Regions from separate parts of the Homo sapiens genome. Here region 1 is linked to region 2. A link is a loop called in an ENCODE intact Hi-C map of the cell type or tissue named here. Cell type or tissue: transverse colon. All regions are shown on one strand. Each heading gives the region's core, and the rest is flanking DNA. Links, peaks and the distances in the headings are about the cores only.

Region 1 (16,228 bases), core at 981-8,980, 61 kb before region 2:
CTCCAGGCTATGCCTCCTCCAGTGGAGTGTCCTTGGGTCCGTGTCCTGGGGAGTGGAGGGAGGGAATCAGCTTCTCACTCTGGCCTGCTCGGGGTGCCTGACCCAGATACTGCCCCTGCCTGCCCCAAAGGCTAGGTCTTCTGCGACCTTTCTTGGGTGCAAGGGGAGTGGGGCCGGTGGGAAGGATGGACCACATTTTTCATCTCCATGCTGAGGGACAGGGTCTGGGTAGACTGAAATGTAACTGACTTTATCTCAGAGGACTGCCAGACCAGAAGCTCAGAACCTGAAGTAGGGGGTAGAGGAGGGGCTCCTGCTTGGGAGTGAGCTGAGGTCACTGATCTGACCTGCTTTGTCACCTGAGGAATCTGATCCCCTCTATATGGTGGCCCTGATTGGAAAGCTGAGCTGACACCTGGGTTGGGGGCTTTGGGAGGATGAGGGGGCTCACTGGTTCAGAGACAGTCTTCACAAGTCAATAGGAACAGAGGGAGTGGAGAGGGAGAACTAGGCTTTTCTGTCTTACTCTCCCCCCTCCCCCCAGGTCCTCAATCTGCCTTTCCTCCAGGCCCATCTGCCTAGCCTAGCCAGGGACCCCTGTCTGTCTGAATGCCTGAACTTGACTTGGTTTACCTCTTCCAACCTGCCATCTACCATTTGGCACAGCACTCTGCCTGAGGGCCTGGTCTCACAAACTCACCACAATCAAACAAAATTCCTCCCAGCCCCTCACTGCACACAACCCACAGATGACTCAAACACAGACAAGACCCCAGAAGAAGGACAAACCAGACTGCACGTCTTCAATGTGATAAGAGGGAATGGAGACTCTGGACAGTGGCTCCAGAGGAACAGTCACATATGGTTCACTTGTCCTTTTGAGAAAATTCCTAGGACCTCTGCTCTGGAGATAGCACTTGCCCAATCTTATAGGCCCACTGGGTCTAATTTCTTTGGACTGAGACACCTGAGGGCTTCTCAGTCTGGAAGGAGAGGAGCTGGGGGCTGATAATCTAAGTCCATAATGGAGGCTCCACCCCTTCCCGCTGCTTCTGTATCTTGCAGGAACCTAGGGAAGTCTGGTCTTCGGGTATCCTGTCTTGGCCTAGGTGAGTCAGAATAGGGATTAAGGAAAGGAGGGCATTCTTTCATGGTCTGCCCCCTGCAGTTCTCATGTGCCTGGCTTCTCTCTTGCAGGTACCTGGGTCACATTTGGTTCTCAGATCTCAGATGAGGTATAAGTTATCGGACCTAGAATCAGGGTGGTGGGGGTGAGGGAACTTGAAAAAAGGGAAGTGAACCTGGATAGGGGTTTGGACAACAAGCACAGGGAATGAGGGATCTGAGGCTGGAGGATGGGGAGAGGGGAGAGACTAGAGAACCCAGGGCTGAGATGTGATGGGTTAGAGTACAGTGAGGGAGGTAACTGAGGAGCAGTAGTTGATCTTTACCTCTTTCACCTCCCTAGACAGCAGAGGATGTGCTGACTGTAGCCTATGAGCATGGTGTAAACCTGTTTGACACCGCCGAAGTGTACGCAGCAGGAAAGTAAGGACTGGGGTGAAAGAGCTAAGCTCCATTTGGAAGGCTGAGAGGACCCCAGGGATTATCTTCTCGTTTTCCCTCTAAAGAACCCTGGGACTTCTGAGAACGTGAAGTTCCAACCTTTTGGCGGAGGGACCCGAAAGCACTGTAGGAGCTACAGTCCCAACATTAGTCCCTCTCTGGCTTAGAAGTCAATGGGCGTACTGTGCAGCTACATTAAATAAAGGCAACAAATATATCTGAGGCATTAGTTATGTGCAACTACAAAGATGAATTTTCAAACACATCATGCCGTTTCACACTAGGAGCAGGGAAAACCTAGGATGACCTACCCTGCCTCTTCCCCATCTAGCAAACACTTCTGCTCATCTTCAAGACTTGACCCGAGTGTCCGCTCCTTCAAGAACTTTGCCCAACTCCCCAGAGTTGGTCACCCCCTCCCCCACCATGAGCTCCTAAAGCACTGTGGACTGCCTTCTGACACGCAATTCGTGGTTTATGCAGCTATATTAGCTGCTCAAGTCAGAGGCCTCCTTCCATGGAACTTGTCTTGCTCTTCCCCAAGTACCCACACAGAGCCTGGCACAGAGCAGGTGCTGCTTCTGGGAAGAATCAACATGTCTGCGAAAGTGCACACAGTCTAAGTGGTTAAAGGAAAAAAAAAGGGCAATAGGAAAGATTAAACAACGGTAAAACATTTCAGTAACAGTCCACCATGACAACTTAAGACTTGTCATAAGTGAGCTCATAATTTTATGCTAAATTATGTAGCCAATTCTGTGGAAGCTGACCAGAAGGCTGGACCATAGATTGTGGCACTCAGAGAACACATTATGGATGAGGCAGAATTTGAGCTGAGCTTTGGAGGACGGGTGGGATTTTGCAGAGGCTCAAAGAAGGAGGAGGGCAACCCAGATAGTTGAAGCCAGACAAGGCAGTGTCCTTCCTGGCTCCACCATAGTTGGCCCCTCTCCCCTCATCCTATTCTATCTTTTTGGCACCCACAGCAGGGCTTGGTACACAGCTAATGCACAACAGATATTTGTTGAATATGTGATGAAAACTATACAACTACACCCCTAGTTCCTTCCAACAGACCTCTTATTTTGTCCAGGATGGGGCTGTGAGCTGAAATGGACTCCTGGTTTATATCCTACTTTGCAAGAGAGGAAAAGGTGGGGAGGAGAGGAAGGAATTGATTGGCCTAGAAGGGATCAGTGGCTCTGCCTTATGTTTCTTTTAGGGCTGAAAGAACCCTAGGGAACATCCTCAAGAGCAAAGGTTGGAGGTGAGACTGTTTTGGGGGGTTGCTGGGGATGTGATCACCCAAAAATCCTTTTCTTACTGGTTCTCCCATTTCTATTCTTCCAGGAGATCAAGCTATGTCATCACTACCAAGATTTTTTGGGGAGGACAGTAAGTGGCTGCCCCACTGCGATTGTGGAGAAGGCCTACAAAGAATGTGTGAAGGTGTATGGGGTGGGGGTGGGGACAGCTATCCTGCACCAGGTCCGCACCATGCCTGTGAAGACTCGTGCAATCCCATTTCCTTATGGCTCCAAGCCAGCCCCGGTCCCCTATCTTTGTCACATCTCATCTTTGACTTACCTTTTCCTACAGGGCAGAAACCGAGCGAGGTTTAAGCCGAAAGCACATCATTGAGGGTGAGAGTTAGGGGCTGGAAACCCAAAGTGAGGGGATATGGAAGCCAGAGGAGTAGGGAACATTCTCTGAACTTCTGGAGGCTTTGAATAGGGATTTAGGTGGCCATGGCAAGGGGGCAAGGTCTGAATTCTTTTTTTTTTTTTTTTTTTTTTGAGACGGAGTTTCACTCTTGTTGTCCAGGCTGGAGTGTAATGGCACGATCTCGGCTCACTGCAACCTCCTCCTCCCGGGTTCAAGGGATTCTCCTACCTCAGCGTCTCGAGTAACTGGGATTACAGGCACACGCCACCACGCCTGGCTAATTTTTTGTATTTTTAGTAGAAATGGGGTTTCACCACGTTAGCCAGGCTGGTCTCAAACTCCTGACCTCAGGTGATCCGCCCACCTCGGCCTCCCAAAGTGCTGGGATTACAGGCATGAGCCACCACGCCTGGTGGCCTGCATTCTTAGTACACTGAAGCTGAGGTGCTTATTTTCTTCTCCCTACCCCACCTCCAGGCTTGCGAGGATCCCTGGAACGCCTCCAGCTGGGATACGTGGACATTGTCTTTGCCAATCGCTCAGACCCCAACTGTCCTATGGAGGGTAAAAGCAGCACCCCCAAACCTTACAGTCCTTCAAAACTGAGCACTTCCTTGCTGGGTGCGGTGGCTCATTCCTGTAATCCCAGGACGTTGGGAGGCCAAGGCAGGAGGATCACTTGGGGCCTGGAGTTCGAGAACAGTCTGGGCAACATAGCAAGACCCTGTCTCTACAAAAAATGTTTTAAAATTAGCTGGCTGTGGTGGTGTGTGCCTTGTACTCCCAGCTGTTCAGGAGGCTGAGGCAGGAGGATCATTCAAGCCCAGGAGTTTGAGGCCACAGTGAGCTATGATTGCACCACTGAACTACATCCTGAGTGACAGAGTGAGACCCTGTCTCAAAAAATCTAAAATACAAAAATTGAGCACTTCCTCAAACCCTCAGCAGGAAGCCAGCCCCTGCTCAGAAGGCCTCCAAAACTCCACAGTGGAGGCTGAGACTCCAGGATGTGGACAGGAAGAGAGGCAAAGAGTAGATATTAACTTTCATGACTCCATAGAGTTGCCTGGGGCCTTGGTGGGGCAGGTGGAGGTCTGCAAATCTGGAGTCTTAGATTCCAGGGCTCTGACAGTAAGGCTTTCCCTCTCCTGTGTACCTAGAGATTGTGCGAGCCATGACCTATGTCATCAACCAGGGCCTGGCCCTATACTGGGGGACATCCCGATGGGGGGCTGCAGAAATCATGGTGAGTGTGTGACCCCACCTTGCCCCTGTCCCACAACTGGTTCCCACTTTTCACGTGGTTACTCCAAAGCCCACTGCACTGGGGGAGAAGGCAGAGAAGAAAACGGAAGTAGTGCTCTGACCACTTTCTTTTCCCCAACCCCAACCCAGGAGGCCTACTCCATGGCCAGACAGTTCAATCTGATTCCTCCAGTGTGTGAACAAGCGGAGCACCATCTGTTTCAGAGGGAGAAGGTGGAGATGCAGCTGCCAGAGCTCTACCACAAGATTGGTTTGCAGCCCTCATCCCTGCCTTTACCTTAGCCTCATCCATGGCTAGGTCCTTTTCCTGACACCCAGTGTTCTTCCCTTAGGAGTTGGATCAGTCACTTGGTACCCTCTAGCCTGTGGTCTCATTACTAGCAAGTATGATGGGCGAGTCCCAGATACTTGCAGGGCCTCCATCAAGGTGAGATCTGGGGGCTCTCGATGGCAGGACTGGGCTATATGGGCTGCTTTGGGGGGAGTTACGGGGGGCTGCTTTGTGAGTGTGGTGGTGGTGGTGGTGATGGCGGGGTCTTCTGTTGATTCTTCTTGGCCTCCAGGGCTACCAGTGGCTCAAGGACAAAGTGCAGAGTGAAGATGGCAAGAAGCAACAAGCCAAAGTCATGGACCTTCTTCCTGTCGCTCACCAGCTGGGCTGCACCGTGGCCCAGCTTGCTATTGGTGAGACATTGCACCCTGCAGGGGCCCTGTCTCCTCCTGACATGCTCCCAAGCCCATCCTAAAACTGGTTTGTCCCTAGGGAGGACGCTTGTCTTCAGAGACACTTCTGAAATCTATGTGGTCACTGTTCCCCATCAGTCCTCTTTTTTTCCTCCTCTGGCCCCAGCGTGGTGTCTCCGCAGTGAGGGTGTCAGCTCTGTCTTGCTGGGGGTGTCGAGTGCGGAGCAGTTGATAGAACACCTGGGCGCGCTACAGGTGAGCCGGGGACTCAGAGGCAGAGCCTATCTGTCCCCCTCCCCAGGAGTCAAAGCCACGCTATCCAACCCAGGATGGCTCTATCAGGTCACCCACTACAAAGTCCTCACTTTGCAGGTGAGAGGTCCCAGGGCCGGAAAGCGAGGCACCGGCACAGCTGCGGCTCTTGCCTTGCCACTTGACCCCACTGTGGTGCTTCCCCGGCTACTGGAACCCCATGCCCTTTCTCAGTGACCCAGCATGGGCTGCCGTCGCCACCGTCCCACTCTCCTCCAGGTGCTGAGCCAGCTGACCCCGCAGACAGTGATGGAAATAGACGGGCTCCTGGGAAACAAGCCGCATTCCAAGAAGTAGTCTGTCGCGGGCGCAGGGACCCAACCCGGTGTCGCTGCACCCGCCCGAGCCCCGCTCCTCGCAGCCGCCTCTCCCGCTCCGGATCCCTCCACGCAGCGGCCGGAGCCAGACTAGCCCCGCCCACCAACGAGTCCCGGCTTCGAGTAGTGATACGCATGAACAAAGCCATATCCTTTTGCAGTGGGGTCGAGAGAGAAAGTAGCACGCCCGCCCCCTGCTGCGTCTTTCTAGGCCCTTCTTGCAAATCCCGGGCATGAGCTACTCGCCGTCGGCTCTCTGCCACTTCGTCTCGCTCCCTACTCTCCTCCCCTTATTCCCGAGGCCCAGAAAAGAAAACAAAAACAAAAACCCAGCACATACAAGAAACATACAGTGTACCTCAAAAGGGGCCCTTGAAATGTCATCAAAGGGTAATAACCTAGTGAGTGAGTTGTGATGTCATCTGGAACATAGGAAATGGGGCTCTTAGCGTATTCGGTACGAAGGAAGCCAGGCTGGTCCTGGCAGGAAGTAAATGATAATCTTTGGGAAACCAGGACCCTGCCTCCCAGCCCAGAGGTGGAGGAGGGCGGTCAGGGTGGGGTCTACAGTGGCACAGCACTGACAAAGGTAGAGGGAAATGTAATAGCACATCTACGCTGCAGTCTGGTGAAAGTGGCCGGGGTGGTCCTTGGAAAACAGTTGGGCTGTTCTTGGCAGGAATTAGTGACAGCCTTTCCGTCACGGGCAGGGACGCCTTGATTTAAAAAAAATAAATAAATAAAACGTCTGGGTATAGACTTTTGAGCCTTGAGCAGGGCCTCCTACCTGGCAGTGGGGAACTGCAGTCTTCCTCCTGGCAATAAACCTAAAGCAATAATGATGGCCCCTTCTCTGTAAGACTTCCCAGGTAACTGTAAATAAACCTCAGCTTGATCCTCACAGTGTCTAAAGTTGCAGGGGCTTGGGAGGTTAGGGTCACAGTCTCACTTGTCTGGCCCTCTCGCCCCCTAACATTAGAAATCTGCTAGCATTAGCTTTCTCTCCATTGCTCATTCACCTTGGTGACCCAGGCATCGGGCTCCTAGTCACTGTTCTCATCAAGGACCAAGACACCAGATACCCCAGGCCCCAGTTTTCTTCCTTCAGCTACCACATTCCTTAGAACCCAGAAATCTGGCTTCATAATTTTGTTCCTCCTCTTTCTATGAAAGACTTAGCTATCTGCCTTTATTTGTTTGTATTTAAAGTAATATTAGCCATACTTGTTCCTTGTACTTCTCATTTCTCTCTCGCTGGACACCCACACATATGCCAAGGAACCTGTGGCTGAGGGGGAGATGCTGTTCTGAGGTTGAGGCTTTGTGATTTGGTGGAGAGGTAAAGTGAAGAATGGTCTGAGGTTGAGGGAATACAGAGAGAAGGAAAGATGTTATCATTTCACTGGAACAGAATTGGGTGGAAAGTTACAACCTTAAAGATCACAAGGTAGAGGAGGATGAGCTCTGCCTTCCTTAAATACAACCTGCCCATCTCCCTTCTACCCGTCCTCATCCCGCCTTGATCCAAAAGCTGGGCAAGCAAAGTAAAACCAATTTCCAAAAGAGAAAAGTCAGCAGCATGCCATTTACTGGATTAGCAGCCAACTGCATCAACTAATTAATACTTAAATCCACCCCATCATCTCCCACTCATTTTGCAAGACTGTGGAGGAAACAAAGAAGTAAAATATATTACTAAACTATGATTAGTTATTCTGTAACATACGAGAATTTATCAATCCCAAATAGGATTCTCCTTAAATAGTTATCTTAGAGGGTTATACACTTATTTTAATGAACCTGTCCCATTGCTCAAAATATTAAAAACAAACAAACACCATTCCTCCTAGAATTACCTTCAGAGAGAGTTTGGAAACGCCTTGATTTAAAAAAAAAAAAACAAAAAAAAAAGCCTTCCTTTATTGTCACGCCTCCTTTGTATATGGACATTTGCCATATTTATCACCCACCTCATTCATTAATTTAGCAAGTATTTGTCTATTGAGTCCTATTATGGTATAGCACAGGGATACAAGGGTGAACAAAACCAGACTCAGAACCTTCATATATCTTGCTGAGGAGAGAGACAATCACAGAACCACCAAATAAATACAAACTTCTTGTCCAAAGTCCAGAGGAAAGCACATGGTATTACTGAGTCTGTAGTGGTTATTTGACATGGTGAGGTTACGCTGAGAGCTGAAGCATGAATAGGTGTTAATAAGGGTTAAGCAAGAGGGTTAAGAGCATATGCTAAGGCCTGTGGCAGAAAAGAACATACAAGCCAAAAGTACCCAAAGCCAGAGTGTCTAGAGAGGAACAGAACAGAAAGTGAGACATGGGTAATGGCTGGGTGCGGTGGCTCACGCCTGTAATCCCAGTACTTTGGGAGGCTGAGGCTGGTGGATCACTTGAGGTCAGGAGTTTGAGACCAGCCTGGCCAACATGGCGAAAACCTATCTCTACTAAAAATAAAAAATAAAAATAAAAATAAAAATTAGCCAGGCATGGTGACACCCACCTGTAGTCCCAGCTACTCAGAAGGCTGAGGCAGGAGAATCACTTGAGCCCAGGAGGCAGAGGTTGCAATGAGCTGAGATTGCACCACTGCATTCCAGCCTGGGCGACGGAGCAAGACTCTGTCTGGAAGGAAGGAAGGAAGGAAGGGGTAAGTTCAGAACACACAGGGACTTACAGGGCACATTACAATGTTATATTTATCTAGGCTGGGCGCAGTGGCTCACACCTGTAATCCAAGCACTTTGGGAGGCCAAGGCAGGTGGGATCACTTGAGCCCAGGGGTTCAAGACCAGCCTGGACAACATGGGGAGACCCCATCTCTACAAAAATACAAGAATTAGCTGAGCATGGTAGCTCATACCTGTGTAGTCCCAGCTACTCGGAGCCTGAGGTAGGTAGGTGGCTTGAGTCTGGGAGATCAAGGCTGTAGTGAGCCAAGATTATGCCACTACACTCCAGCCTGATGCTCAGAGCAAGCTCCTGTCTCAAAAAATATATTTATCATACAGGGAAAAAAAAACAGTAGGAAACCCTCTATATCCGTTATCTATTGATACACAACAAATCACCACCAAAGTTAATGGCCTGAGATAACTTTTTATTTATTTTTATTTTATTTTATTTGAGATGGAGTCTCGCTCTGTCACTCAGGCTGGAGTACAGTTGCATGATCTCAGCTCATTGCAACCTCCCTCTCCCGGGTTCAAGCGATTCTCCTGCCTCACCCTCCTGAGTAGCTGGGACTACAGGCGAGTGCCACCATGCTCAACTAATTTTTTGTATTTTTAGTAGAGACAGGGTTTCACCATCTTGGCCAGGCTGGTCTTGAACTCCTGGTGATCCACCTGCCTCGGCCTCCCAAAGTGCTGGGATTACAGGCGTGAGCCACCACACCCAGCCACTATTTATTTATTTATTTATTTATTTATTTATTTAGAGATGGAGTCTCGCTCTGTCGCCAGACTGGAGTGCAGTGGCGATCTTGGCTCACTGCAACCTCCGACTCCCTAGTTCAAGCGATTCTCCTGCCTCAGCCTCCCCAGTAGCTGGGATTACAGATACGTGCCACCACGCCCAGCTAATTTTTGTTTTTTTAGTAGAGACGGGATTTCACCTTGTTGTCCAGGAGGGTCTTGATCTCCTGATCTTGTGATCTGCCTGCCTCAGCCTCCCAAAGTGCTGGGATTACAGGCGTGAGCCACCGCGCCCAGCCACTTTTTATTTATTTTTAAGAGGCGGGGGTCTCGCTCTGTCACCCAGGCTGGAGTGCACTGACATGATCACGGCTCAGTGCAGCTTCGAAGTCCTGAGGCTCAAGTGATCCTCCCACCTCAGCCTACTGAGTAGCTGGGACGATGTGCACCACTGAGCCTGGCTTTTTTCTTTTTTTTTGTAATGATGGGGTCTCACCACGATTCCCAGGCTGATCTCAAATTCCCGAGCTCAAGTTATCCTTCCATCTTGGCCTCCCATAGTGCTAGGATTACAGGTGTGAGCCACCACACTCAGTAGAAATAACTTTTAAAAACTGTTCTTTTTCACGATTCTATGGGCTTGCTGGGAGTTCCTTTGCTGTTTTCACCTAGGCTCACTCACGTGGCTGCACTCAAATGGCAGGTGAGCCAAGCAGGAAAATGCAAAATGGCCTCACCAGCATGTCTGGTTGTTGGCTGGCGCTCCTCCGTGTGGCCTCATCCTCACATGGTGGTCTCAGGGAGTGTTCCAAGGGGACAAAAGCAGAAGCTACAAGGCCTCTGAAGGACTAGGTTCCAGAACTCACACATCACTTCTGCCACATCTATTGGTCAAAACTAGTTACAAGACCAGCCCAGATTCAAGGGATAGAGAAAGAGACCCCAATTCTTGATGTGAGATGCAGCAAAGTCACATTGCAAAGGAATTTGGGGCCACCATTAATCTACCACCACATTAAAAGCTTTTTTTTTTTTTTTTGAGATAGAGTCTCACCCTGTCGCCCAGGCTGCAGTACACTGGCACGATCTCAGCTCACTGCAATCTCTGTCTCCTGGGTTCAAGCAATTCTCCCACCTCAGCCTCCTGAGTAGCTGGGACTACAGGTGCACGCCGCCACGCCCAGCTAATTTTTTGTATTTTAGTAGAGACAGGGTTTCCCTGTGTTGCCCAGGCTGGTCGTGAACTCCTAAGCTTAGGCAATCTGCCCGTCTCTGCCTCCCAAAGTGCTGGGATTACAGGCGTAAGCCACCACACTCGGCCCATCATGTATTTATTAACAATAGATACCTACCAGTTCCCCCTTTTTTTTTTTTTTTTGAGACCGAGTCTCATTCTGTTGCTCAGTCTGGAGTGCAGTGGCGTGATCTCGGCTCACTGCAACCTCCACCTCCCAGGTTCAAGCAATTCTCGTGCCTCAGCCTCCCAAATAGCTGGGACTACAGGTGTGAGCCACCACCCCCGGCTAATTTTTGTATTTTTAGTAGAGATGGGGTTTCACCATTTGGCCAGGCTGGTCTTGAACTCCTGACCTCAAGTGATCCACCCACCTCGGCCTCCCAAAATGCTGGGATTACAGGCAAGAGCCACCATGCCTGGCCCTACCAGTCCTTTTTTAAGACCAAAAAGTTTTGAATTGTGACAGCATCACTGTAATAAGTAGACAGCTTCTCCCATGATCACAGACAATACCATTCAAAAGTTCTGAAATGTTTGCTTAAAAATGATGGTATACCTCCTCAAAAGAGATTACCCTCTAGGTTTTAACAATTTAGGTTTAAAAACCAGCTTTGCATTGCCTGTGATAGCTGGTAAATGCCATGGGTGTGGAGAAGCTCATCATGCACATATTGGTCAAGATGGATGGGTGTTGAAAATGTTGGGTACTGGCCGGGCGCGGTGGCTCACGCCTGTAATCCCAGCACTTTGAGAGGCCGAGGCGGGCGGATCACCAGGTCAGGAGATCGAGACCATCCTGGCTAACACATTGAAACCCCGTCTCTACTAAAAATACAAAAAATTAGCTGGGCGTGGTGGTGGGCGCCTGTAGTCCCAGCTACTCGGGAGGCTGAGGCAGGAGAATGGCATGAACCCGGGAGGCGGAGCTTGCAGTGAGCCGAGATGGTGCCACTGCACTCCAGCCTGGGCAACCCAGCAAGACTCCGTCTCAAAAAAAAAAAAAAAAGAAAAAAAAGAAAATGTTGGGTACTCAGAAGTTAATGTGAATTCAGTATAGGCTGGGGGCACAGGATAACAATAGTAGCTAATATAGTACTTACCTGGTGTTTTACTGTGTACTGGACACCATTTGAAGCACCTTACACATATAAGTTCATTCAGTCCTCATTATTATTATCCACATTTTTAAAACTAGGAAACCAAGGCCCAGAGAAATTAAGTAACTTGCTCAAAGTGTCACAACTAGTAAGAGGTGGAAGCTAGGATCTGAACTCAAGCCAGCTGGCTCTAGACTGTGTTATCACCCTCCATAACAGAACCTGGGCTGCAGGTCCAGGAGAGGAGGGTGAGGAGGCAGCTGTGTGTGGGTGTGGCACCATGAGGGGAATGTGGGTTGTGAGTACCATGTCCTGTTTACCAGTGGGAGAAGTCAGACCCCTGAGTCAGAACTTATGCTGGGGAGCTTTGCTGGGGCCATCACGATGTGTGGGTGTCCAGGCCTCCGGAAGGAAAGGATTCCCAGCATTCCTAAAGCCATGGTCCTGGCATCTAGGTCCCTCCTTAGGCTGAGATACCAGCTGAGAGTTAAGCAGTTTGGGGAGAATGAAGTTTAGGAAGCCAGCCTTACAAACAACACAGAGAGGTCATCTATAATGAGAATTGAGGGCAAAATCGATTCAAAGGCCCAGGGACCACTAAAGGTTGGGCAGAACGGGCCGTGTTTGGAAACTGGGTGGGATTGTGAAACTAACTGCGAGCAACTGAATAGGCGGAGGGGGCTTTAGAGACTTGTGCCAGTGACTGAGGGCTCAGGCGCAGAGAGAGACCCGGGGCTTTGTACATGGTAGAATTAAGGAGCGCTGGCGTTGCGTTGGGGGAAGAAGGAAAGCCCCACCCCGCTCCCCCGGGAGTAGGGAGGAATGGGTGCTTTGGCCCCCAGGGCTCCGGTCCTGGCATGGCCTGGGCCGCCTCCCCGACTCCATCATTGCTGTCATTCCCGGCCTCAAGCCTCCACCGCCCCCACACGTGCCGCCACAGGGAGCGGCCCGATCAAGGCGTGACGCTCCGAAGGGTGGGGCCTCACTTATTCCCCTATTTAAAGGGGAAAGAGGCCGCGGCGCCGGCCCCAGGACCCGACCCGGCCCCAGGAGAGTGTGCTCGTTCTGTTCACGGAGCTGGCCGCGTTAGCGACGTCCTCGAGTCCGCGGCGGGCACGATGCAGCTCTTGGTGAGGGTACCCTCTCTTCCGGAGCGGGGCGAGCTGGACTGCAACATCTGCTACCGTCCTTTCAACCTCGGGTGCCGCGCGCCCCGCCGCCTGCCCGGAACGGCGCGCGCCCGCTGCGGCCACACGATCTGCACCGCCTGCCTCCGCGAGCTGGCGGCGCGCGGGGACGGCGGCGGGGCGGCCGCGCGCGTGGTGCGCCTGCGCCGCGTGGTCACGTGCCCCTTCTGCCGCGCGCCCTCGCAGCTCCCTCGCGGCGGCCTCACGGAGATGGCTCTTGACTCGGACTTGTGGTCGCGATTGGAGGAAAAAGCGCGGGCCAAGTGCGAACGAGATGAGGCTGGGAACCCGGCCAAGGAAAGCAGCGACGCTGACGGAGAGGCGGAGGAAGAAGGGGAGAGCGAGAAGGGGGCGGGGCCTAGGAGTGCTGGGTGGCGCGCGCTCCGGCGGCTCTGGGACAGGGTCCTGGGGCCTGCGCGGCGCTGGCGGCGTCCGCTGCCTAGCAACGGTGAGGGGCTGCCCGGGGAGGATGCAGGGGAGAGAGCGCCGAGGAATACCGAGGTTCGTTGGCATGCTCCTGCTGCCACTAACCCTTCTTCTTTCCCCCAGTGCTCTACTGTGCGGAGATCAAGGACATTGGCCACCTGACCCGTTGCACGTTGTAACCGAGGAACTCGGAAGCTACAGCCGAAGGAAGGTGGGAGCTGCAGCCTCGCGGGGGCTGATGTCAAGACTACTCTCTCTCAGATCCCAGGATTGGCATGTGATGAGAGAGATGAGCCGAAGGCAGGAGGGAACGCCCTGGGAGGTGTTGATGCTGAGTTGGGGAGGCTCCTAGACGAACTCGCCCCCATCTACTGACTGTGCCAGTCTTACATTTTCAGGATGGAGTGGCCAAGGGATGATATAAACAAAGCCTACGTTACCGTGGGAAGAAGACAGACTGTTTTCTTAGCTGGGACGTTGGCTTTTGTCCAGGGTGGCTCTGGTGTGTGGGAGCAACAGGTCCCATTTTAGCAATTCTTTGTCAATGGTTTGAATTTTTTTTTTTTTTAAGATGGAACGGGAGAGAAGAGGCTAATTTTCGCGTCATGTTAATCTCACTTCTCTGGCATGTAAGGGTGCTGGTATGCCTGCTGTCTCCCCACTCCCAGTTCTGTGTTCCAGAAATTGAGATGGCTCCCTGCCTGTGACTATGATTAGGAGCCTTGCTTCATTTCAGAATCTCCCTTCAACCTGCTAGGGCAGGTATCAGAAATTCCAAAGGGCATTTATGTGAGGCACCTAATTAGAGCCTATCAAAGTAGGAAGGGAGAGCCATTTGAAAGGCATCATATTTCAAACTTTTGCTATTATCTGTGTTATCTTTACAGTCACGGGAACACACTAGCGCTACTGAAAAGATACTTATACAATTTTAAGTGTCTTTAAAATTTGTGTCCCATAATGGGACATCACCTGTTGTATATATGCCATGTATTCTATTTTAGAATCCTGTATCTTATGACCATAAAGTCATAGTCAAGGACCAGCAGTGTTGGTGTACTGTCAACGGAAGTGCACAGTCTCACTCTAGGATCCCACTCCAGACTTCCTGAATCAGACTCTGGCAGGGTTTTTTGTTTTTTTGTTTTTGTTTTGAGCCAGAGTCTCACTGTGTCGCCCAGGCTGGAGTGCAGTGGCGTGATCTCGGCTCACTGCAGCCTCCGCCTCCCAGGTTCAAGCGATTCTCCTGCCTCATCCTCCGGAGTAGCTGGGATTACAGGCGCCTGCCACCACACCTGGCTAATTTTTGTATTTTTAGTAGAGATGGGGTTTCGCCATGTTTGTCAGGCTGGTCTCAAAACTCCTGACCTCAGGTGATGGCGCCCACCTTGGCCTCCCAAAGTGCTGGGATTATAGGAGTGAGCCACCGCGCCGGGCCAGACTCTGGCATTTTAACAATCCCAGGTGATGTGTGTGCATGTGAAAATTTAAGTACCATTGGTCTAGATCCTACACTCTTTAGGATATCACCATCTGTAGGTAGAATATTTAAAGCATAATAGGTATGACTGATAGATTATTTTATCCAAAGTTCTTTTTTTTTTTTTTTGAGATGGAGTCTTGCTCTGTTGCCCAGACTGGAGTGCAGTGGCGTGATCTCGGCTCACTGCAAGCTCTGCCTCCTGGGTTCACGCCATTCTCCTGCCTCAGCCTCCCAAGTAGCTGGGGCTACAGGCACCCACCACCACGCCTGGCTAATTTTTTTGTATTTTTAGTAGAGATGGGGTTTCACCGTGTTAGCCAGGATGGTCTCGATCTCCTGACCTCATGATCCGCCTGCCTCGGCCTCCCAAAGTGCTAGGATTACAGGCGTGAGCCACCACGCCCGGCCCCAAAGTTCTAAAGTAACATTCTATTGCTAAAGAAATCCTAACCTACTATGTAACATTTTTCTCTTAGTTAAAAATGTGAACTTATTATTAACCTCAATTTTTTAGAGGCCTCCAATCTTTTTAAAATATAAATATTTTTGATTGACAAATCATAATTATACACTTATGGGGGTATAAACCTCAATTTTTGTAACCCTATTTTGGCATTTTCCTGTCCTTACATCTCAGCTTAAATGCTCCCTCTTTTGGGAGGCCTTTTTCTGCCTTCAACATAGTAGAGCCTTTTCCCCCACCCCTCTGTAACATAATGCCCTGTTTTATTTTTACTGCTTTTATTTTCATGCTTTGTGGGTGTCCCCACTGGAGTGTAAGCCCTATGGGAGCAAGGGCTGACCTGTGACTGTTTTATCTCCAGGGCCAACAGCAGTGTTACTGTATAGTATGTACTCAATAAATATTTGTTGGCTTTATCTCTTATTTTTTAATATAATAGCCTTGTGAACTAAGTGTCTGGCCTCTCTCAATCTCTCAGAGGCTCTGTTTAGTGAACAATAAACATCAAGGAAGTGCCTAGCAGTTCAAATCTTTGGTAAGCTAGACAGATCTGACCCTCAACGCCTTAAAAAAAAAAAAAAAAAAAGTGTGCCTTTGCTTCATACTGGAGCTGAACCTGTGGAGCTGTAGTGACCTCTACTGACTCTTAGGGGAACTAAGCAACTTGAAGGTGGAAAGGATGATCAAAAGGATGGCTGGAAGGCAGTTTTGAATCTTGATAGGCGCTCCTCCCACTACATTTCTGTCCAGTAAGTCCCACTCTCTCTGAAGTCAACCTGAGGCTACGTAGGTATCTGCTGCTCACCCTCCTTCTCTACAGAGGCCATGACATAGCTGGGGCTGGAAGAACCTCAGTTTTAGTGAATAATCTAAGAGATAAAAATGAGGAAAAGGAAAAAGTTGTAGGATTTTTTTAAAAAGAAAAGGCAGAAAGCAACAACCTTTCTTATCCCTCCCCCCAAAAACTCCCCCCCCCCATAAAAAATAACAGAGCACACAGAAAGGAAAGTATAATTTATATGTACAACCAATAAACCTGATACAGAAGAGGGGATCAGGACAGACCAGGAGTGGGTGTGAAGAGAGACTGG
Region 2 (8,000 bases), core at 1-8,000:
ACTTTAAAAGTTCCCCGTGGCGGCCGGGCGCAATGGCTCACACCTGTAATTCCAGCACTCTGGGAGGCCGAGGCGGGCGGATCACGAGGTCAGGAGATCAAGACCATCCTGGCTAACACGGTAAAACCCCGTCTCTACTAAAAATACCAAAAAAAAAAAAAAAAAAAAAAAAAAATTAGCCGGGCTTGGTGGCGGGCATCTGTAGTCCCAGCTACTCGGGAGGCTGAGGCAGGAGAATGGCGTGAACCCGGGAGGCGGAGCTTGCAGTGAGCCGAGATCGTGCCGCTGCACTCCAGCCTGGGCAACAGAGCGAGACTCCGTCTCAAAAAAAAAAAAAAAAAAAAAGTTCCCCATGGCTACTGTGTAAATAAGGAAGCAGGATGACAAATTAAGAGAATCACAAACTTCCGTGAGTCTCCCATTAAACTGTAAGCTCCTAGAGGGCAGGAACTGTGTCATTAATTTTTGTATTCACAGTTTCCAGGACTGTGCCTGACAGATGCTCAGTATCATTTTAATGAATTGAATAAATGATAGGGCCAAGATTCCAACCTAGGCTTTCAAGAAAGGCTCAAGTATCAATGCCCTGTCTCCCCTACACACAACCCTTCAAAGACCACCCCTCCACTCCACCCTAGACTGGGCTGGATACCCCCCTTTTACCTCCAGTGCATCTCTGGTGGATTGTATTTTCTAAATATGCCCACAATTATGTCTCACATCCCACATGTTCTTCTTACAGTGTAATTCCGAGACTCTTCCCGGTGAGAGGTGGGAGCTAGTTCCCTTCCCTTGGAATTGAGGCTAGGTCATATGATTCAGCTTCCTCTTGGTTCTCTTGGGATGCTGTGAGGAAGCCCAAACTGCCCTGTGTAGAGGCCCATGTGGAGAAAAACTGATAGCATTGAGAGCTATGTGAGACAGCCATCTTGAAAGTGGATCCTCCAGCTCCCCACAGTCCACCCCTTTGGGAGTAGAAGTGAGCTGTCCCTGCTGAGCCCTACCCATATTGCAGATTCATTGGCAAAATACAGCAGTGGTAGGTAACTAGAATAGCATCCTATGTTTGACATGCAGGGAGGCGGTATGTTAGTTGGATGGGCTATGACTACCTTGGTACTCATTAGTTGTATGACTTTTGGCAAGTTACTTAATCTCTCTCTGCTTCAGTGTTGTTTTTCAGTATAAATAAAAATCGTACCTATGCCTTAAGTTTGTTGGGAGGATTAATGTTGGTAAATGCAGCTCTACAGGTAATACAGATGAGTCATGTGAGCATCTCCTCAGACATGCCTCTGATCATTCAGCCATCGCTCTCGTGATTCTGTGTGTCTTTATAGTACTTTCACTCTATTCATAATATGTTTATATATAGGTATGTGTATGTACAGGTTGAGCATCCCTAATCAAACACCCAAAATGCTCCTAAATCGGAAACTTTTACATGCCTACATGATACCACAAGTAGAAAATTCTACACACAAGTACCTAACACAAACTTTGCTTCATGCACATAATTTTTTTTTTTTTTTTTGAGATGGAGTCTCACTCTGTTGCCCAGGCTGGAGTGCAGTGGCGTGATCTTGGCTCACTGCAGCCTCCGCCTCCTGGTTTGAAGCCATTTTGCCTCAGCCTCCCGAGTAGCTGAGATTATAGGCACTTGCCACCACACCTGGCTAATTTTTGTATTTTTAGTAAAGACAGGGTTTCACTGTGTTGGCCAGGCTTATCTTGAACTCCTGGCCTCAAGTGATCCTTCTGCCTCCCAAAGTGCTGGGATTACAGGCGTGAGCTGCCACACCCAGTCCAGGCACACAATTATTTAAAATATTGGCCAGGCACGGTGACTCATACTTATAATCCCAACACTTTGGGAGGCCTAGGCAGGAGGATTGCTTGAGGCGAGGAGTTTGAGACCGGCTTGGGCAACATAGGAAGACCCTGTCTCTACAAAAAAATAAAGAATTAGCCAGGTATGGTGGTGCTACTCTGAGGCAGGAGCATTGTCTGAGCTCGGGAGTTTGAGGTTACAGTGAGCTATGATCACACCACTGCACTTAAGCCTTTACTCCCATTCCCACTTTGATGGATTCACTTCACTTATTCATTCACCAGCTTTTTGGGTTTTTCTTTTTAGTGCTTCCGGTGTGCCTAGAATACCTAGTACTTGGGGTGCATATCCATTTGTATTTTTGAATCCTTAATCTTTGGCTTCCAGGATAAAGATCAGTCAGGTTTCTAATTCTGTGTGCATTCTTACAGCCAAACCGTGTACTCTACTGACCCATGATCAAGTGGCTGTTCTCCCAACAGCAGCCCATCCATGTGGCCTCCCTAAACTTAGCTGTGGTGCTGGATGCATTAACCTTATCGTGATGTATGATTGGATGTTATAGTATCAAGACCAAATGATGGATCCCTTTACTCAGCTCCAAGGTACAGCCAGATTAACATTTGGTACAGTAGTAAAACACTTGAGACTCGTCATAAATTTAGCCCCAAAGGTTAGAGCTTTAGGAATTTCTGCCATGGGTTGCCATGGTTCTGCCACAGGCTGAGGCAGACCATTGAGACAGATGCCAGAATATTGGGACCACATTGTATTATAACTTTTGATATTTTACTTTTGAGGCTGTTTAAAGTATTGTTGTGTATGTGTGTGTGTGCGTGCTATTTCAGGAGTAGGAGTAGGGGGTTGGGCTATTTGGAGAATCTGATGGAAATTATAGCACCATTTTCCAAAAATAATACACATCCACAGACACACACACACAGAGTATTTAGAAACAGTTTCAGGATGGCCAGGTTAGTAATCCACCTGTGACTTGCTGTAAGGGTAGAAACTTTTCTATACCATAACTTAAGCCTTTATCATGTACTATGTTCATTTATCTTTTCATGTGTGCATGCTTTATCCCAGTGAGCAGGCAAGCTTCCTACAAGGAACATATGCCTCTTTATGACCCCCAGTAATGTGGGCATGTAGGGACCTCACCTGTGGGAAATCTTGCCAGTTGAGTCCTTTGAAGCTGCTGTGATTCACTGAGGACGGCAGCCTTCCCTTCAGCATTCCATCCTTCACCCACCACCCTCTAACACAAAAGAGATTACCACAAGAGGACTTGGACCCTACACTCATGTTCTGTTTGCTTTCTGGGTTTTAGGCTAAAGCATTATTTACATACTCCTCATGCAAATATCCACTTGGCTATTTAGAGAACAAAGCAGTGCCTACTGGAAAGATTTTTTTTAAGTATTAATAAGTGAATGCATTCTATTATTTTAAAAATTTGTGATGTCTTTATCCCTTTGTCAGCTCCATACTTTGCCCCATACACTCCCATACCTGTAATCAGGACCTCCTTTTTGTTCTAGCCCATGAATTCCTAACTGCACTCCTTTCCTGCCATGTGCTTGTGAGAGAAAAAAAAGCAGGCATAAACCTAATGCTAATAGAACGGTGGCCATGTGGTTTTTCCTTGTTTTCTTGTCCTTCCCTCCCCCTTATAAATCTCCAAAGGCCACCTTCCCATCCTAACTTTGGAAGGGTTTTCCCTCCAGGCTTGTCTCCCTGACTCTATAGGTAATTACAGCCACCTGGTGGCCATATGGGGAAATGACAGATGGATTGGCCCCCAAAAATCTGGTGAGACCCTCTTTTTTTTTTTTAACTTTTTTTTTTTTTTTTTTAGATGGAGTTTCGTTCTTGTTGCCCAGGCTGGAGTGCAATGGCACTATCTCAGCTCAATGCAACCTCCATCTCCCGGGTTCAAGCGATTCTCCTGCCTCAGCCTCCCAAGTAGCTGGGATTATAGGTGTGTGCCACCACGCCCGGCTAATTTTTTGGATTTTTAGTAGAAACAGGCTTTTGCCAGGTTGGCCAGGCTGGTCTTGAACTCCTGACCTCAGGTGATCCCCATGCCTCGGCCTCCCAAAGTTCTGGGATTACAGGCGTGAGTCACTGCACCTGGCCAGAGACCCTCTATGGAATAACTTTTGGTTTTGGATATTGGGGAAGCAAGGAAAGTGAATCCTATGGATAGAGACTATAGCACAGGAACCAGACATCCTATTTCTTGGTCCTTCCTTGCCTACTAGGACACAACATCCCCCCCACTAGGTATAGACGGATGAGTTCACTTAACATTGGAGTTCATTCAAAATTTATTGAGCTGCAACTGTGTGCTCAGCAATGAGAATATAGCAGTGAGCAAGATGTGAACAAGATCTCTGCCCTCGTGAGCTTACAATCTAGCAGCGCAGCCAGCCTATTACAGCCATAATTTTACAATTGTAATAAAAACTCTGGAAAATGCATGGTGCTAACTGATTTATCAGAAAGTCTTGACCCACCAAGAAATCAGAAAAGACCTCCCTGAGGAAGGAACATTTAGGATCAGCTAGGTGGAAAGTGAAAGGAAGAGTGTTGCAGGCAGAGAGGACAGTGTGTGAGGGTCTGAGGCAAGACATGTAATGAACTGAAAGCCAGTGTGTCTAGGCCATAGAGAACAAAGAGGGGTGTTGCGAGATGAGCCTGATTTATACAAGATCTTTGAATTTAGGACTTTATTCCAAAAGCAGTTGGAAGCCACTGAAGAAGCTAAGGAAAGTTCGATGTTTAGGTTTGTTTTTCATAGCTGACTCTCATTGCAGCATGGAAGTCAGAAGTGGAAATGGGAGAACAGGTTAGGAAGTTTCCGTAGCAGTTTAGACAAGAGGTGATGGTAACTTGGAGAAAAGAAGATAGGTTCCAGAGATATTTAGGAGACAGATTACACTTGATGAGTGACTGGATGTGTGAGGAAAGGGATGTGTTTCTAGCAAGAGACATTGAAGTAGGAGTCTCTGGAAGAGGGACAGGTTTTGGCAGAATGGGGACATCCTGTAGGCACAGGACAGGCCCTGAGGCTTGCACTAGAGGAACAGCATAGCTTTCATTCTCAAATAGTTCAGGGTTTAATTGAGCAAACAAGGTACACATAATTGCAGAGTTGATTAAAGATCAAAATGATCGATTTAGATAATTCATGGACTCCTGCATTCCATGGGGTTAGATTTAAACCCTCCATCTCACAGTAAATTCAGATACTGCCGAAGCCAACAGCAATGTTTCCACCTTTGTTCATGCCTCCCAAAGCCCCTCAGAAAATGCCTATATAGCCCACCAGTATCTCACAGGGGCCACCTTCTCCTGTGCTGGGCCCTGGTGTCCCCTGCCAGAAGACACACTAAACTCTTCCTGATTTGTTTTTTGCTTGCTGCTGCCAGGAAGTTCAACTGTCTGTCATTCTCAAATCTCCCCTCCTTAAGTTAAAGGAGACCAAATCTAGCCATTACCCCCAATAGTGGTTCTCTTTTGGTCACCAGGAGAGTTTTCTGACTTAGTTAGCATCTCTGTTTACATTACCCCTGTCGAGCTCCCTCTTTTGGAGTCACCGTCTTGCAACCCTGTCTTCCTCATCTTCTCCAAGTGGCAAACTGCCTCCTTTTTCTCCCTCGCCAAAGTGTCACTAATTTGCCGGCCTTTTCCCCACTCTAGTTTTCCTTCAAGTTAGTAAATACCCACCTCTTTGCCCCAAAAGGTCAGGAGAGAAATCTGGGGTATGGGATTAACAAAGAAGTAGCCCCAATAGCTATTGCTTAACTGACACTTAGCCTTCCTTGCCTCCTCTTCGCCACAGGAGAACTCTGCAAACTCCCTTCCAGAGACAATAACTGCAAACTATACAATAGGACCACAATTTCCTATTGTGCAGGGATCCTAGGACAAAGCCACATCCCAAATACTTGCTGAGAGCAGTGGCTACAAATGTTAACATGAGATTAGACATTGAGATGGTCCCTTTATATTGAGAGAACATGGACTTTGGAGTTGGGCAGACTTGAATTTGCATTCTGGCTCTAGTGGTTACTACCTAGTGTGGCTTTGAGCTATTAAACTTTCCAAAGTTTCGAAGGACTTATCTGTAACATAGTAATGGTAATCCACCTTATGGGGTAGTTGTCTTGAAGAGGCTATTTGGGAGGCTGAGGCAAGAGGATCACTTGAGGCCAGGAGGTTGAAACCAGCCTGGGCAACACAGCGAGACCCTGTGTCTACAAAAAATTAAAAAATTAGGCATTGTGGCGTGCACCTGAAGTCCCAGCTACTCAAGGCAGAGATGGGAGGATCACTTGTGCCCAGGAGCTCCAGGCTGCAGTGAGCCATGATTTTGCCACTGCACTCCAGACTGGGTGACAGAGCAAGACCCCTTCTCTTTGTTGGGGGCAAAAAAAAAAAAGAGGGTATATGAAGTACCTAGTATAATATCTAGCCTGAATTGCCTATAATGACGCACTTCCTTTCTTTCCCTTGGGTTTCAGCTGCCAAACACTCTTCTACAAGTAAGATAAGCCAGCTTTGTATGGTCAATGATAAACATTTCCTATTTCTTTGTAAATCCCATCTTCCTGCAGACATCTCATTTCCATCATTGCCAAAAAAGTCCTTCCATCCCTCACCCCTGTAGAACTACTCTCTCTTAACTATCAAACAGTTCTGCCTGAACTCTGACTATCCTCTTCTACATCTCCCTAAACCAAGGTACTTGATCTTCTTGTATCATTCCCAAAGATTAATTCACTAATTTTCTCAGAGCAAACTGTAATGAAGGCAGGGAATAGGGCCTTTACACTTCAGAAGGGCACAGGCTAGCTCCTGGAGAGGAGTGGAGATCTGGGTCCAGGCACCCCTCGGCCCCACCACTTTTCCTCAAGGCACAGAAAAAGCCAAACTCGAAATACGTCTTGAGTCTACACGAGTGTACATCTCCTTGCCTACAACTCCGTGAGATCATCATTGAAGTACAGAAGTATTGCAGGTGTGTGAAGTGTACCGTCCATACTGAGATAGTCAAATTCTTCCTCCTCATCCCGGATCCCATTCTCTTCCAGGGTAAAATCCATGTTCAGGTTCTTCCCTTCATATTTCCACGTGTAGCTGGCAGCATGTGAGTTATAGGGGAGATAGCGGTGTAGGATTTCCCATATGGACTCCAGAACCCCCACCTGGAGAACACAGAAGCACCCCACCCCCAGAATTCTGGATGGAGTATACATATACACACGCTGGGATCAAAGTGCCTCCCTTGGCAGATAGCAGCTTCAGGTACTCTACGGCCCCGGGAAAAAAAAGCTGAAACTCCAGCATGCAATGAGCAGACCCTAAAGTCCTACAGATCTTAATGGCAGCCACTTCTAACTACCGGATGGCCATAAAGGGTCAACTGTCCCCTCACTATATCCATGCAACAGAGTAGATTAAAAAGAAAGTCCAATTGCTGTCCAAAACGGCGTGTAAGAGCTTCGAAGGACCACCATCACTAAGATACATGAACTGCTGTTCCCAGGCTTATAAAGGAGTCTCTTGTCCCCCTGTGACCCAGACACTCCTAGAATTCCCAACCCTGGGGACCTAGGTGCTGTGCTTTCCTCAGTTGCCTCAATGTAAAGGACAGAAAATACACTCCCACCGGTTATGGAAAAAATGTTGCCCTGAAGATCGGCCTGGAGATTTGCTGGGATTCCCCATTCCTTCTAACCTGCTCCTTGTCACCAGTTCTCACCTCCAGTGTGTGCTCCTGCGACGTGAGCGTGTTAATGATGCGGATGCTCCGGGTCTTGGCAGACAGCCGCCCCACCTCATAATACGACCCCTGCCACCAGGGCTTCCCAAAATCGTTGGCCCAGTCCGAACAGGGCAGCTGAGGCGGAACGTGCACAAAGCGGCCCCGCGGGGTGCAGTACCTCAGGCAGCCGGTCAGCGGATCTATGTGCTTGCGGATCTTTAAAGGAGGGTTTGGGGCGAGGGTGTCAGAGCAGCCATTAGGCTCTGGCTAGCCTCCGCCTTTCCTTCCCATCCCCGCTCTCCATTTCCTCTACCCACAATCCCAGGTTCCAGCATAACTCACGTCTCTGGTCTTTGGATCAAACCAGTGGCTGATATCCTGGCCTGCAACTTC

What was found. Hi-C counts contacts between places; a loop is a spot of excess contacts. Peaks named below come from ENCODE experiments on the same cell type or tissue, not always from the same donor. Only the 100,000 strongest peaks of a DNase experiment are listed, where the experiment ranks them.
Region 1: a loop joins it to region 2, with 2.4 times the contacts of the local background. A loop is called at or near these places in 31 of 110 quality-filtered maps.

The regions. Positions count from the first base shown.
Region 1 is chr17:7,912,664-7,928,891 of GRCh38, reverse strand. It overlaps KCNAB3 (potassium voltage-gated channel subfamily A regulatory beta subunit 3), which reads left to right. Exons shown (of 14, transcript NM_004732.4): 2 at 1,066-1,109; 3 at 1,198-1,235; 4 at 1,469-1,548; 5 at 2,789-2,833; 6 at 2,917-2,961; 7 at 3,166-3,209; 8 at 3,709-3,795; 9 at 4,392-4,477; 10 at 4,627-4,747; 11 at 4,830-4,924; 12 at 5,061-5,181; 13 at 5,348-5,436; 14 at 5,713-7,033. The coding sequence ends at 5,790. It overlaps CHD3 (chromodomain helicase DNA binding protein 3), which reads right to left. Exons shown (of 40, transcript NM_001005273.3): 40 at 16,137-16,228. RNF227 (ring finger protein 227) reads left to right here and starts at 12,603. Exons shown (of 2, transcript NM_001358699.2): 1 at 12,603-13,213; 2 at 13,315-15,553. The coding sequence starts at 12,697. The coding sequence ends at 13,370. RefSeq lists a silencer at 12,664-12,973 and an enhancer at 12,952-13,885. In transverse colon, for the core only: no CTCF peak of the experiment used is centred there; a DNase peak (open chromatin) is centred at 5,911; H3K4me3 peaks cover 1,009 bases; H3K27ac peaks cover 1,062 bases.
Region 2 is chr17:7,858,429-7,866,428 of GRCh38, reverse strand. It overlaps CYB5D1 (cytochrome b5 domain containing 1), which reads right to left. Exons shown (of 4, transcript NM_144607.6): 2 at 7,950-8,000; 3 at 7,605-7,823; 4 at 4,147-7,047. The coding sequence ends at 6,817. It also overlaps a transcript of NAA38 not described here. Among named protein-coding and RNA genes, the nearest start is that of CYB5D1, 4.4 kb to the right of the region's middle. RefSeq lists an enhancer at 7,449-8,000. In transverse colon, for the core only: CTCF peaks have their summits at 3,392, 3,598 (motif pointing left) and 7,805; DNase peaks (open chromatin) are centred at 3,578 and 7,788; H3K4me3 peaks cover 674 bases; H3K27ac peaks cover 687 bases.